3 separate regions of the Homo sapiens genome follow, and all the other regions are linked to region 1. A link is a contact called in ENCODE Hi-C or POLR2A ChIA-PET data. All regions are on one chromosome and are shown on one strand. Each heading gives the region's core, a stretch centred on a gene start or an enhancer-like site at or near the end of the contact. The rest is flanking DNA. Distances are from core to core; before and after follow the strand shown. Region 1 holds the start of SORBS2 (sorbin and SH3 domain containing 2). Region 2 holds the start of ANKRD37 (ankyrin repeat domain 37). Region 3 overlaps FAM149A (family with sequence similarity 149 member A).

What was found. A loop is a pair of places that touch in the nucleus more often than their neighbours do. ChIA-PET counts read pairs that join two places held with the same protein, here RNA polymerase II (POLR2A). Pooled maps may share reads with other maps.
Region 2: a loop to region 1 is called in a pooled map, with 4 times the contacts of the local background. The contact joins the promoter of ANKRD37 here to the promoter of SORBS2 in region 1. A Hi-C loop is called at or near these places in 1 of 37 single-sample maps with no recorded cell type and 4 of 50 pooled maps. POLR2A ChIA-PET finds 5 or more read pairs at or near these places in 1 of 52 experiments (Panc1).
Region 3: a loop to region 1 is called in a pooled map, with 4 times the contacts of the local background. The contact joins the enhancer-like site here to the promoter of SORBS2 in region 1. A Hi-C loop is called at or near these places in 7 of 37 single-sample maps with no recorded cell type and 5 of 50 pooled maps. POLR2A ChIA-PET finds 5 or more read pairs at or near these places in 1 of 52 experiments (activated CD4-positive, alpha-beta T cell).

Annotation. Positions count from the first base shown.
Region 1 is chr4:185,810,182-185,813,982 of GRCh38, forward strand. It overlaps SORBS2 (sorbin and SH3 domain containing 2), which reads right to left and starts at 2,013. Exons shown (of 27, transcript NM_001395207.1): 1 at 1,483-2,013.
Region 2 is chr4:185,394,631-185,398,431 of GRCh38, forward strand. It overlaps ANKRD37 (ankyrin repeat domain 37), which reads left to right and starts at 2,211. Exons shown (of 5, transcript NM_181726.4): 1 at 2,211-2,320; 2 at 2,520-2,672. The coding sequence starts at 2,294. It overlaps LRP2BP (LRP2 binding protein), which reads right to left and starts at 1,294. Exons shown (of 9, transcript NM_001377440.1): 1 at 149-1,294. RefSeq lists silencers at 1,417-1,606, 1,827-2,196 and an enhancer at 1,727-1,796.
Region 3 is chr4:186,148,213-186,152,013 of GRCh38, forward strand. FAM149A (family with sequence similarity 149 member A) reads left to right here. Exons shown (of 14, transcript NM_001395294.1): 2 at 961-1,071; 3 at 1,354-1,492; 4 at 3,691-3,801. Among named protein-coding and RNA genes, the nearest start is that of FLJ38576, 41 kb to the right of the region's middle. RefSeq lists an enhancer at 508-1,707 and a silencer at 1,726-1,921. Within about 2 kb of position 1,969, at least 9 of the 41 ENCODE cell types and tissues checked have a DNase peak (open chromatin) inside an H3K27ac peak, as active enhancers do.

The DNA of each region.
Region 1 (3,801 bases), core at 763-3,262:
GCACATGTTTGGCTCCACTGAGATTCTTAGTCTCTATCTTTATATTTTGACTATTTTGACATTTAGAACAAAAGTTTGGAAAACTATTCTCCTACTGCTTTAGCATTCTCTTATCTTAGGGCTTATGAACATTGCTACATCTCTGAAACAGGCGGTTCCTGCCCATATCTATCAGTGAAAATTATACTTAAAATTCTGAAGAGACTCATGTCATCCAGATTTTGGAGGAAAAAGGTAGCAAATAAAAATATACTTCTTAGAAGTAGATCTCAGTTACTACTTATTTTAAATTTCACAGTAGATTCCATCTTTTGTAGATAGGGGTTTTGTTCAAAGTTTTTGACCAAACATTTTTATTAAATATTTTCAATAGTATTATAAGTGATCTGACATTTTTGGTAACAAAACAACCAAAGAACTGACTTGAGTAAAGCTGAAATGTTGCTGAACCAGAATCTAATCCTTACTCCGTCATTTTCTTACCAGGGATTTTGATTTGACTGACCAGTTTCAATCCACAGTAACAGCTTTGTTCCTAAGAGACTATAAATCAAGGAAATACTCACTACCAGGCAATTCCTCCTGCAATTCGGGGTCTGTGCTGTTATTATGAAGCAACTGACAGCAAACATTTGCTGCAAGTATGAGCGCAGATTTGGATGAGGTGTGCGGTGTTTTTGGTTTCACTCTTTATCTCTGAAACCTATCTGCTTGTGAGAAAAATTGTGCAAGAAAAGAAGTTTTACTGCCACATACCTCAGCTGTCCTAGAACTCAATGCAGAGGCTTCGCTTCCTTTCTTTCCTTGGATTCTGAGCCGGGGGAGCACAATGGGGGTCTTGTGCTCTGGGCCAGCAAGGCATGCAGATACTCGGAAAGGAGGTGTGAACGGCTTCCAATACCTACACTGTTTGCTTTACAACTACCCCAACTAAATCAAACAGGACACCAAGACACTCAGTCCAGGGTAAGCAAGTACAAAATCCACTGGCTATTATGACCCACATAGAGAACAGAATTCTTCAATTTAAGTGTGTACATAGCTGTGTTAAGAGTTAAATAAATCATTTACGAGGCTTAAAAAGAAATGCTTCTCATGTAGTTCTTTTTCATGTAGTTCTCTGAATACAAGTCAAAGTGCAGGTCACGAAAGAATCCATTGTTCACAAGCGAGAAATGTTGTTGGCTGTGAGGACGGTTCAGAACAAGCCATCGTAGTCTGCTCAAACAGTAAATATTGGTTTTAAAACCCCAAAGCATATCGGTCATGTTTTTTATCTTCCAATTGCTAGAACCAAAATTCACTGAAACAACTCTATGTCTCTGATACTATTTTCTAGAAATGTGTGTGTATGCGTGTGTGTATGTGTCTGTGTATGTTTGTTTGGTAAATCCAAATCACACAATCAACGTAAATCTTTCAGGCTAAGTTTTGCCCCAGTTATTTTTATGCTGTGCTTTCAAAAAGGTCAAAAAAGCTTACCTCTGTCAGTGTACTGGGACGCTCAGGAAGCCCCTTCTCCGCCTCGGCCTCAGCGTGCAGACATATGCCCTGGGAGCCCACAATCTGTTAACAGGAAGCAGGTAAACCCGAGAGCGTCCGCCTGCGTTCCAGTCCAGTGCCCGTCCCAGCACACACCTGCTTTTTCAGACCTGCCGCTCATATGCCACAGCCACGCACAGGACCAGCGTTAGCAGAGTGCAACACCCTCCGTTTGGATCCCTCGTTTTCAGGGTAAGCAGCTAGGGAGCTGCTGAGATAATATTGCAGGGAAAGCTTGCCTTCCCAAGACAAAAACCTTTGCTGCTGCCTGATAGCAGATATGCAGCATTATCACTCTGCATTCCACATTCTCCAATCAGCTAATTGGAACGGCAGTCAACAGCCTGTCCAAAAGGCAGCTTGCAGGCCTGCGTGGCTGTGATCATTGTATACTAACATGCCCATTGCTTCTCTCTTCCCTGAAGAGATGTATAAAAGAGGCTTCTTCCAGGGCGAAGCTCAGCAGAATATGCCACACTGTTTTCCATAAGTAAAATGGCTGGTCCTCTCAGCTCTGCTGCAGACAGCTCATTGGGTTCCACTGGCTTTTCGTAGCCATAGCAACAACCAACAGACAGACTTAGCAAGCATGGCTGATCATGTGCAGCACACTCACACAGCTTGTTAATTTCTTTTCATCAAACTCATCATTTTTTTGAGGAGGGTAGCTTCTGTTATCTTTCTACACATTTCACCGATAGTGCAAGTGCTCCGATTTTTCTGCTCTCCTGAAGAACTCTTTTTTATATGAGCCGGGGCTATGTATGAAATCGAGGAAGTGAAGCCCTATTAGTGGCTATCCAGGTTAATAACATGCAAATCACTTAAGAGACCCTAACTGGAAGCATTGTCAAAACAAGCCCCACCTTCCAGTCATAGAATGAGTGCAGAGAGCTGCAAACGGGAGAGTTACACTTTTTGTTTTTAAATGATAATCTTAGAGCCACTTAATTGAAACAAAACCCTGTGAATTGCTATATAGGGTCAGAATAATAACTAAATCAGGTAGACTATTTTAATAAGATCTTTAAATATCCATTTACTTATGGCTCAACTTATCTGATTACTTTAAGATGCTTTTTATGCAATTTAAAATAGAATTTTTAAAAAATCCTATTGCTTCTACGGCAGAAAATGATTCTTTAACTCAATCTTATTTGTAAATTAAAAATTCTTTTTAAAAAATCCGCACCTAATTAAAAATTCTTTGACTTTAAACATTACCTTCAAGGCAAGAATAGTTTTACTTCCTCAGTAAAATGGATCACATTCCACCCGTCCATAACATTTCACCTCCTCTGGGAATCTACCATGATTAATGCCATGAACAACGTAAATCTTCTGCAGAACCCCCAGGCTTTTCTTCTTTTTCAGGACTCTATCACCAGTCATATTCTATCTGATATATTTCCAAGGCACTGTCCCATTTATTTTTGTTTCTAGCAATCTGTTTCAAATAGTTATGTTAACACTTTGGACTTGTAAATATAGATGTTCTATTTGCTAAGTAGTCATTGATTTAGGATTCCGTCAGTATTGCGTTTCCCTACCCATGTTAACACTCCTGCCTTCAGTATTAATTCCCAAATTTTGACTGCATAGGAATCCTGTGGATGTAGATTTGGGGATGCCCGCTCCCCTTCCTCCCCAACCGGATTCACATTAGGTAGGTCTGAGCCACCCAGGGTCAGCGTATCCATGGAGGACAAGTGGGTGGCGCTTTCCTGCTTGGGAGAGTCCTCACCGCTTCAGATCGCCTCCAGCCAGCCTACCTTTTCTCACTGAAGTTCCCTTCCCTGAAGTTATTTTGCATTTGCTGTTGCTGAGCGTGCCCCTGCCTTCGCCCTCAGCCTCCCATTCTACTATTCACTGCCCACGTTTCAGAATCCTGCATTACACACCATTTCCTTGCCCTGCAGATGCTGCTACTATTAAAAACCTTCTCAATCTGACTGCTCCTCGCCCCAGCACCTTTAACCTCCATCCCAATCTGCCTCCTCTTTTATCTTCCAACACCTGGCCCAAATGGACCACCTCACTCATGACTCTCCCAGGTGGGGTCTGAGCGACCTCTTCTGCGACTCCCCTGTACCGGGGTCCACCTCTGCTATTACAGGCCTTGTCACGCCCTGGGACTTCTTAGCAGTTCTCCTTTTATGTCTGACTCCCAGACTGTTCTATCAACTCTCTGGAAGCCAATCTGGTCCATGTCTTCTTTGCCCTCCATGCTTGGAATATTCTAATTTCTCAATGCCTCTA
Region 2 (3,801 bases), core at 961-3,460, 420 kb before region 1:
CTGCCCCCAGACTGAACTACATATAGTGCTCTCAATACTGGAAGATATTTTACACTTCTTAGAAATACTCTTCCCTTCCTGGACTCCTTAGCAAACTCTTACTACTCAAGATTCAGCCCACACATCTCTCATCTATTCGGTCACTTACTCATCATCCAACGTTTTTTTTAACACTCGCTGTAAATGGCATCCTCGTTCTGGAAACGCATCTACCAGCAATTAAAACATGTAGAATTAGCACTGCTTAGGAGAACGCCTATAAAATATGCATCTTAGATCATCTTCCGTTTTAGAAAATTGATCCCACCTGCTACACGCCTGGTGAAACTCCAGTTACTTGCCAGTAAGATATTGTCCCCCAAATGTACTTATCCTGTTTTTGTGCATTATAAGCTTTGTTCAGTTTATAGTTTCTAGGCCCATTACTAAAGTCAAGTCAGATATCCAGCTGAGATACAACTTTTTTTTCTGAAAACAATGTGAGCAATGGACAGGTACGCTGTGATTAAAGGGAGAAAAGCTGTAACGACTCCCCAAATTTCCTTTCCTTATGAAATTTACGTATGTAACAGGAAGTTAAAAAATAACTACCACTTAATGCATACTGAACAGAATCTTGTTTCAAAGAAAAGATATGAAATATGGAGGCACTTTCACCACACAAATATCCCACTACATATGCTAACTGCAGTATTTATGTTCAAAACTGTAAGAACGTGTCTGATACCCTTTATTAGTTAGGAATTCCTGAAAATGAACTTCTGTGCAAACCTGAAGCTTCAACACGTGTTTTAAAAAGCAGTGCTTATTGAATTGATAAACAAAAGCGAAACTGGCAATATCAACGTGTGCTCACCTCACAAATCTGACAACAGTATCTCTACACTGCCGTTCTTTAAACATCATTAAAAGATATTGTGAATAGTTTAAATATTAAAAATGTGGAATATAAGAACGATTCTATATATTTGAACACACATTTATATTCAAATATTCATATGAATAAAAATGCTTAAAACTACCCCTTGGGTAACTAAGTATAACAACATAAACTTGCGATTGCAAATTTTATGGCTCTTACTACAAAACAAAAAGTAGAATGAAAAGACCACTTATCTTTAGAGGACAAGCATGAACTTGTTTTCTAACAGCATAACAATAAACGTATTTATTTCTCCGAGCTTTCAAAGGCATCAACAGAAGGGAATCACTAAAAATGTAGGGGAAAAGAAACACTCGGCTGGAGCTTTGGTTTCTAAGCAGATCCTTCTGGAAAGACGCTTAGGGAGAGTCTAGGGAGCAGCTCTGACGTCAGTAGCTGCCATCGGAAGTCAGGTCATGTTCTACAAAAAGCAGTGACGCACGCCCGACAGCACCCGCGGGGCCGGACAGCGGCTTCACCAGCCCCGCGGGTCCGAATCGCACGCGGCCGGGTCCGCTCTCCCGGGAGGAGAGCCCGGCGTGGACCAGCGTGACGACCCCAGCGTGCTGCGGCCTCTCCCCGAGGGCCCCTCCACAAGGGTCCCTGCGCGGGCCGGGCTCGGCCGTTGCCACTCGGGACAGCCATCCCCTCGAGTTCGCGCTCGCCGTCCCCGCCTTCACCTCCCGGGTTGGGAGGCGGGCGACTGCGCGCGAGGTAAAGGAACTTGCGTTCCCCGGCGCCGAGGCGGCAGCAGCGCAGTGCACAGCGGCTTCTGAAGGCGGCGTCGACGGGGAGCTGCGCGTGGCTCCCAGTTTCCTGGTTACGTGCGCGCCGGCAGAGCCAAAACCTGCAGCCGAAACTCCCGCTTCTCCGTAAGGATTAAAGGGCGGGCGCACTACCGGGAGACGTGTCAAACTCAGCGCGCCTCATGGCGGCCGCGGAGCCCCACCCGCTCCTACTCCAGTCCTCTCACGCCCACTGACTTACCCTGCGCACGCGCGCTGAGGCTCCGTGGGGCCGCCGCGGGCCCCGCCCCGAGGTGGGAGGGCCTGACGCATCCACAGCTGGCCAATCGGCGGATGGCCTCGCGCGCCCGCCCCCTCCCCCTGCCCCCGGCGCCGGGCTCCACGTGCCAGTGTTTGTGTACGTGCGGCCGTGGCGGGGCTGGACAGGGTCCGGGTCGTTGAGGATTAGGCTGCTCGGGCGTAACCGGAGCTGGGGCGCGGCTGCCAAGGGCCGGCCCGGAAGTCCCAGCGGTCTTTAAATTCTCCCGTGCTAGGGCCAGCCTGCGCATTCTTACCTGTCGGGGTGCGGCGAGTGTCTCACCTCTCTGCACTTCCAAGGACTCTTGTCATCTGCCTTAGGCGGGAAATGCTGTTGCTGGATTGCAACCCCGAGGTGAGATTCGGGCTCACAGAGCCCGAGCTTTTGTCCTGCAGGCTCAAGCTTCTAGATTCGTCTTCTCGTTAATGCGGGGACGGACCACTGGGCGCTGCCTGGTCAGAGCTGGTTGTGAAGGGCGGGGAGGTTTCCAGCCCGGAGGGGCGCGGGACTGGACAAAGGTGGGAAGGGTGCTGGATCTGTTCTCTTCCTGCAGGTGGATGGTCTGAAGCATTTGCTGGAGACAGGGGCCTCGGTCAACGCACCCCCGGATCCCTGCAAGCAGTCGCCTGTCCACTTAGCCGCAGGAAGCGGCCTTGCTTGCTTTCTTCTCTGGCAGCTGCAAACGGGCGCTGACCTCAACCAGCAGGTAACTAGGTAACTGTTGCTGTGTACAGCCGTCCCCTCCAACCCAGACACACACAAACATTTCTCAGACGCCAAGAGTTGTTTCAGCTGTTAAAAACATGTCTATAGCAGCGATGTCCAACAGAAATATAATGCAAGACACAGATGTAATTTAAGAGTTTTTTTCCAGTCTTGATGTGAGGACATGAGAAATTTGAAGTTTTTAAGTAGCCACATTAATAAACGAAACATGAAATTTTAGTATTTGACCCAATTTGTCCAAAATGTTATCAGTTCAATATGTAATCAAAGCAATTGCTGATTAGATATTTTACACTTTCTTTTATTCTGTCTTCACAATCTGGTGTGACAGCGTATCTCAAATCAGACTAGCCACATTTCAAATACTCTAGCCTTAAGTGGCTGTTGACTATCATATTGAACAGCACAGATCTAGTTTATTTCAAAAGAAGTAATTGCTACATTACCAAAAGTCTCCCTGCAGCAATTGAAATACTTAGGAGCTATGTCCACAAGCATTCTAATTTCCTAAAGAGTTTTCTTACTGTAGTTTGCATCTTCCACTGAATATTAAAGCATGGTGAATTTTAAATTGTAAACTTTTCTGGAAGAACTCTTTTTATTTGCTTACATTTTAATGTATGTGCATATGGCTACACGTTTTTATTTATTTGAGACGGAGTTTTGCTTTTGTCGCCCAGACTGGAGTGCAATGGCGCGATCTCGGCTCACTGCAACCTCTGCTTCTTGGGTTCAAGAGATTCTCCTGCCTCAGCCTCCCTAGTAGGTGGGATTACAGGCACGCGCCACCGTGCCCGGCTAATTTGTGTATTTTTAGTAGAGACAGGGTTTCACCATGTTGGCCAGGCTGGTCTCGAACTCCTGACCTTAGGTGATCCGCCTGCCTCAGCCTTCCAAAGTGGTGGGATTACAGGCGTGAGCCACCGCGCCCAGCCACACATTTTTATTAATGAAAACGGTATGAAAAAGCAAACTAAAAGAACTAATCAAAAATAAAAAGCTTTTGCAGCTTACCGAGGAAAAAAACAAAAATAAAAAGCTTGAATTTAAAAATTCAGTCCAAAGGAGGAGATTTTTAGAAGGTTCCATACTGAAATGAATATGCAAGC
Region 3 (3,801 bases), core at 719-3,218, 340 kb after region 1:
GCTACTCAGGAGGCTGAGGCAGGAGAATTACTTGAACCTAGGAGGTGGAGGTTGCAGTGAGCTGAGATCAATTAGGTAGCCTTATAATCGAAAGCAAAAGCAAACTTTTTAAAAATGCATTTTAGAGTGGTGTTCTAACTAGAAATATTGAAAGTTGAAGTTTTTCCTGATTCATGACCATATCTTATGTTAATATATGTTTTATTTGTAAGGGAAAATAAGATTTCTATTGAAGAACAGAAGTTGTTGATTATTAAACATCAGGAAGATATTTTGACTAGAGGAAGTAAATGTTTTAAGCGGTTCATTGAAAGGACATTTCAATGATTAACAGGAACTGTGCTACACCAGTTAGGCTTAATAGTTTATTTAACATCTAGATATTTCTTCTGTTTTAGTTCTTCATTAAATTTTAATATCTTCTAACTCTTGAAAACTCAGTATACCCACAAACAGCAATGCTAGATTAAAGCAAGTTAGGTGTCTGTGTGGCTTCTGAGTCTAAAGAATTTGATGTTTCTTAATTAATATGGGATTAATGATTTTTTTACTGGAGGAGTGGTTGGGTTTTGTAAGTAAGTCCCTTGTCCCTGGTCAAGGGACAACTGGGACCTGAAATCCCTGAAATACTGTGAACTGTTTGGGGCAACTTTTCCTTCTCTGGCTGAGTCACAAAAAGTTGATGTTGTCTTCAGTTCACATAAAGGTACATATAGGTTAATGGCAACCTTGATTTTAAGAAAAAGAAAAATGATGACATCCTAAGTCTCAGTTTCATCAGGATGGGGTGTGTGTGTGTGTGTGTGTGTGTGTGTGTGTGCGCTCATGCACAGGTGGGTTTGGAGGGATGTGGCAGAACGAGAGGAGCAACTTTGTATAAAAGAGAAATTTTAAAAGTCTTAATGAATAAAACTATATTATTACATTAGGGAGACTCGTCATGTTTTATTTTATTTCCAGAAGAGGACTGTCAGAAGGACGTAGAAGGCACGGTTTTACTGTGAGGAGCAAAGATTCTTTACCTACGCATTTTACAAGAAATGTGCAGAAAGCCATTGATAAATATACCTGGTAAGAATTCACCTTGCTTCAGATTACAAAATCACAAAATGCCCGTAACAAATGTGGGAAGGAAGTTAGTGACTGGCCATGAATTTCTAAAAGTAAGATGCAGTTTTATTTTTAACCTAGTGTAAACATCACACTGTAAAAATATTTCAAAATTAGTATACTGTGAAATTAATAAATATATTTAATGAAAGAAAGAGGAAGCAGGCTCAGAAAAGTGAAGCCACTTAGCCATCCAAGCCCTTCCAGCAAATGTGATTTCTTTGCTCATGTTCATTCCTGCAGCAAATCCTTGTCATCCTTTTCCTCCAGCGGAAGCCATACACCCACGGGAGCCCACACCTCTTGGTCTGGGTCGGCCACACAGAGCTCTACCACCGGCTCATCCACGGAGAGGGGCTCCGTTTATTCCTGGAGAGATGACGTATGTCTCAGAATATTTTGGATAATCTTGTAATTACAGTTTATAGTGAAGAGTTGCTTCCTTATATTCAAAATTATTTTTACCAATTATAAAAGCATGACCTATTGCATACATACATGTACATACATGTAAAAGCATGTACATGTTACATGTGAAAATAATAGATCACGAACCGTGGAGGAAAACAGAACTCCCTCGTGACCTTCTGGCCCCGTCTTAGCTGCCCGCAGTTTTCTTGTTTCCACCCTGCAGCCGGCTCTCCGGGTGTGTGCTCCTTGTGACTTCTTGGATGGTATCCATGGCCGGAAATTCAGGACTTGAATAAGAAAGAAATGCTGGAAAAGTAAAAGCTGTGGCAGCCACTGTGATTAGAGAACTCCCCGCCAGTATTCCCAGTCGGATATTTCACCTTCACCCCCTACCGCTGGGGGCGCTGTTGCCTCTGAACTGCTTTTGTCTGTGTGAGCCTGGGATTCTGGCTGGGCGAGCTCTGCCTCCACTGCTCCAGCTTGCTCAGGAGCTCACTGGCTCCAGTCTCCTCCCTCCCCCTCCCTCCAAGGGTCTCCGTGGATCCCAGGACACAGCCCTCCTTTTTAAGGCCCACCTGGCTGCAGCACCTTGGGTGTTCTGTTTTACCTCGTTTATGCTGGGTGTTTTGTTGTTGTTGTTGTTGTTTTTTGCTTGCTTGCTTTCTCTCTCTCTCTGTCTCTTTTTTTTTTTTTTTTTTTTTTTTGAGACGGAGTCTCGCTCTGTCGCCCAGGCTGGAGTGCAGGGGCGCGATCTCGGCTCACTGCAAGCTCCGCCTCCCGGGTTCACGCCATTCTCCTGCCTCAGCCTCCCGAGTAGCTGGGACCACAGGCGCCCACCACCACGCCCGGCTAATTTTTTGTATTTTTAATAGAGACGGGGTTTCACCGTGTTAGCCAGGATGGTCTCGATCTCCTGACCTCGTGATCCGCCCGTCTCGGCCTCCCAAAGTGCTGGGATTACAGGCGTGAGCCACCGCGTCCGGCCTTTTCTCTCTTTTTTTTTTTTAAGACAGAGTCTTGCTCTGTCACTCAAGCTGAGGTGCAGTGGTGCCATGTCGGCTCACTGCAACCTCCGCCTACCAGGTTCAAGCAATACTCCTGTCTCAGCCTCCCGAGTAGCTGGGATTACAAGTGTGCACCGCCATGCCCAGTTAATTTTTGTATTTTTAGTAGAGACGGTGTTTCACCATGTTGGCCAGGCTGGTTTCGAACTCCTGACGTTGTGATCCGCCTGCCTGGGCCTCCCATGGCATGAGCCACTGCGCCCAGCCTCTTTGCTTTCTTTAAAAGTGGTTCCCCACTCCCACTGCACATGGGAATCCGCTTCTGTCCGCAGCTGTGCAGCTGTGATTCTCAGGGGAGCCGGCAGGGCAGGTGCACCGAGGGGGTCTGAAAGGGACTCAGCTCAGCACTGCTAGGAGGACCTTTCACGCACGCAGCTCCCTTACTTAGGGGCAGCTGCCTCCTTCCTCTCCCTTACGCCCACTCACCACCATCCCTCAAGCCCGCCTTCCTTGGTAGAAGGCTGAGCACCACTGCTTTACTCTGTCCAAATTCTAGGATTCTTTTAGTACAACGTTTAATGGAATTACCAGGGAAATTCGTATAACTTCCATTAATACTCAGGCCTCACCCTAATAACCACACTTCTTAGGATAACTAAGGATTTTTTTTTCCAGTTCATTGATTTAAGGAGATTAATGGCCTTTTCTACAAAAGTAATTTTCTTTTCTGTGGTATCACCAGAAGAAAAAAAAATCTTGTATTTTGCAGGTGTGCTTAGGTGTGTCAGGCACAGCTCTGTGAGGAGCTGCCTGTGTTTGCAGACATACAGATGTGGACGTGTCTGTGTGTCTACGCTGATGTCTGTGGCAGTATGAACACGTCCATCTATACCTCTATCTATGCAAATTCTTGAGTCTCATAACTTCCGTGGCAGAAGTTTTCTCTATTTAACAGTAAAAGAATCCGAGGCTCAGAATGAGATGGCATTTCTCAGAAAGGTAACAGCTAGAGCACAGGTGTGTCTGACTGCAAAGCCACCATCTTTTTACCAAGTGATGCACCCTCCTACATAGTGGGTGACAGTAAATGTATAAGTAGCGTTGATCCAGAAGCCCGCAGTTCTGTAACTTGCAGTGTTGTAACCAAGTGTGCATTTCTGTTTAGGAATTTGACGAAGCCAGTTCACAGTCAGTGCAGCGGTTACTCTGGGAGGTGGAGGAAATGTTATTTGAAGGGAAAGTGAACCCTCAGACCCAGAGTCTGCTGGCCGAATGC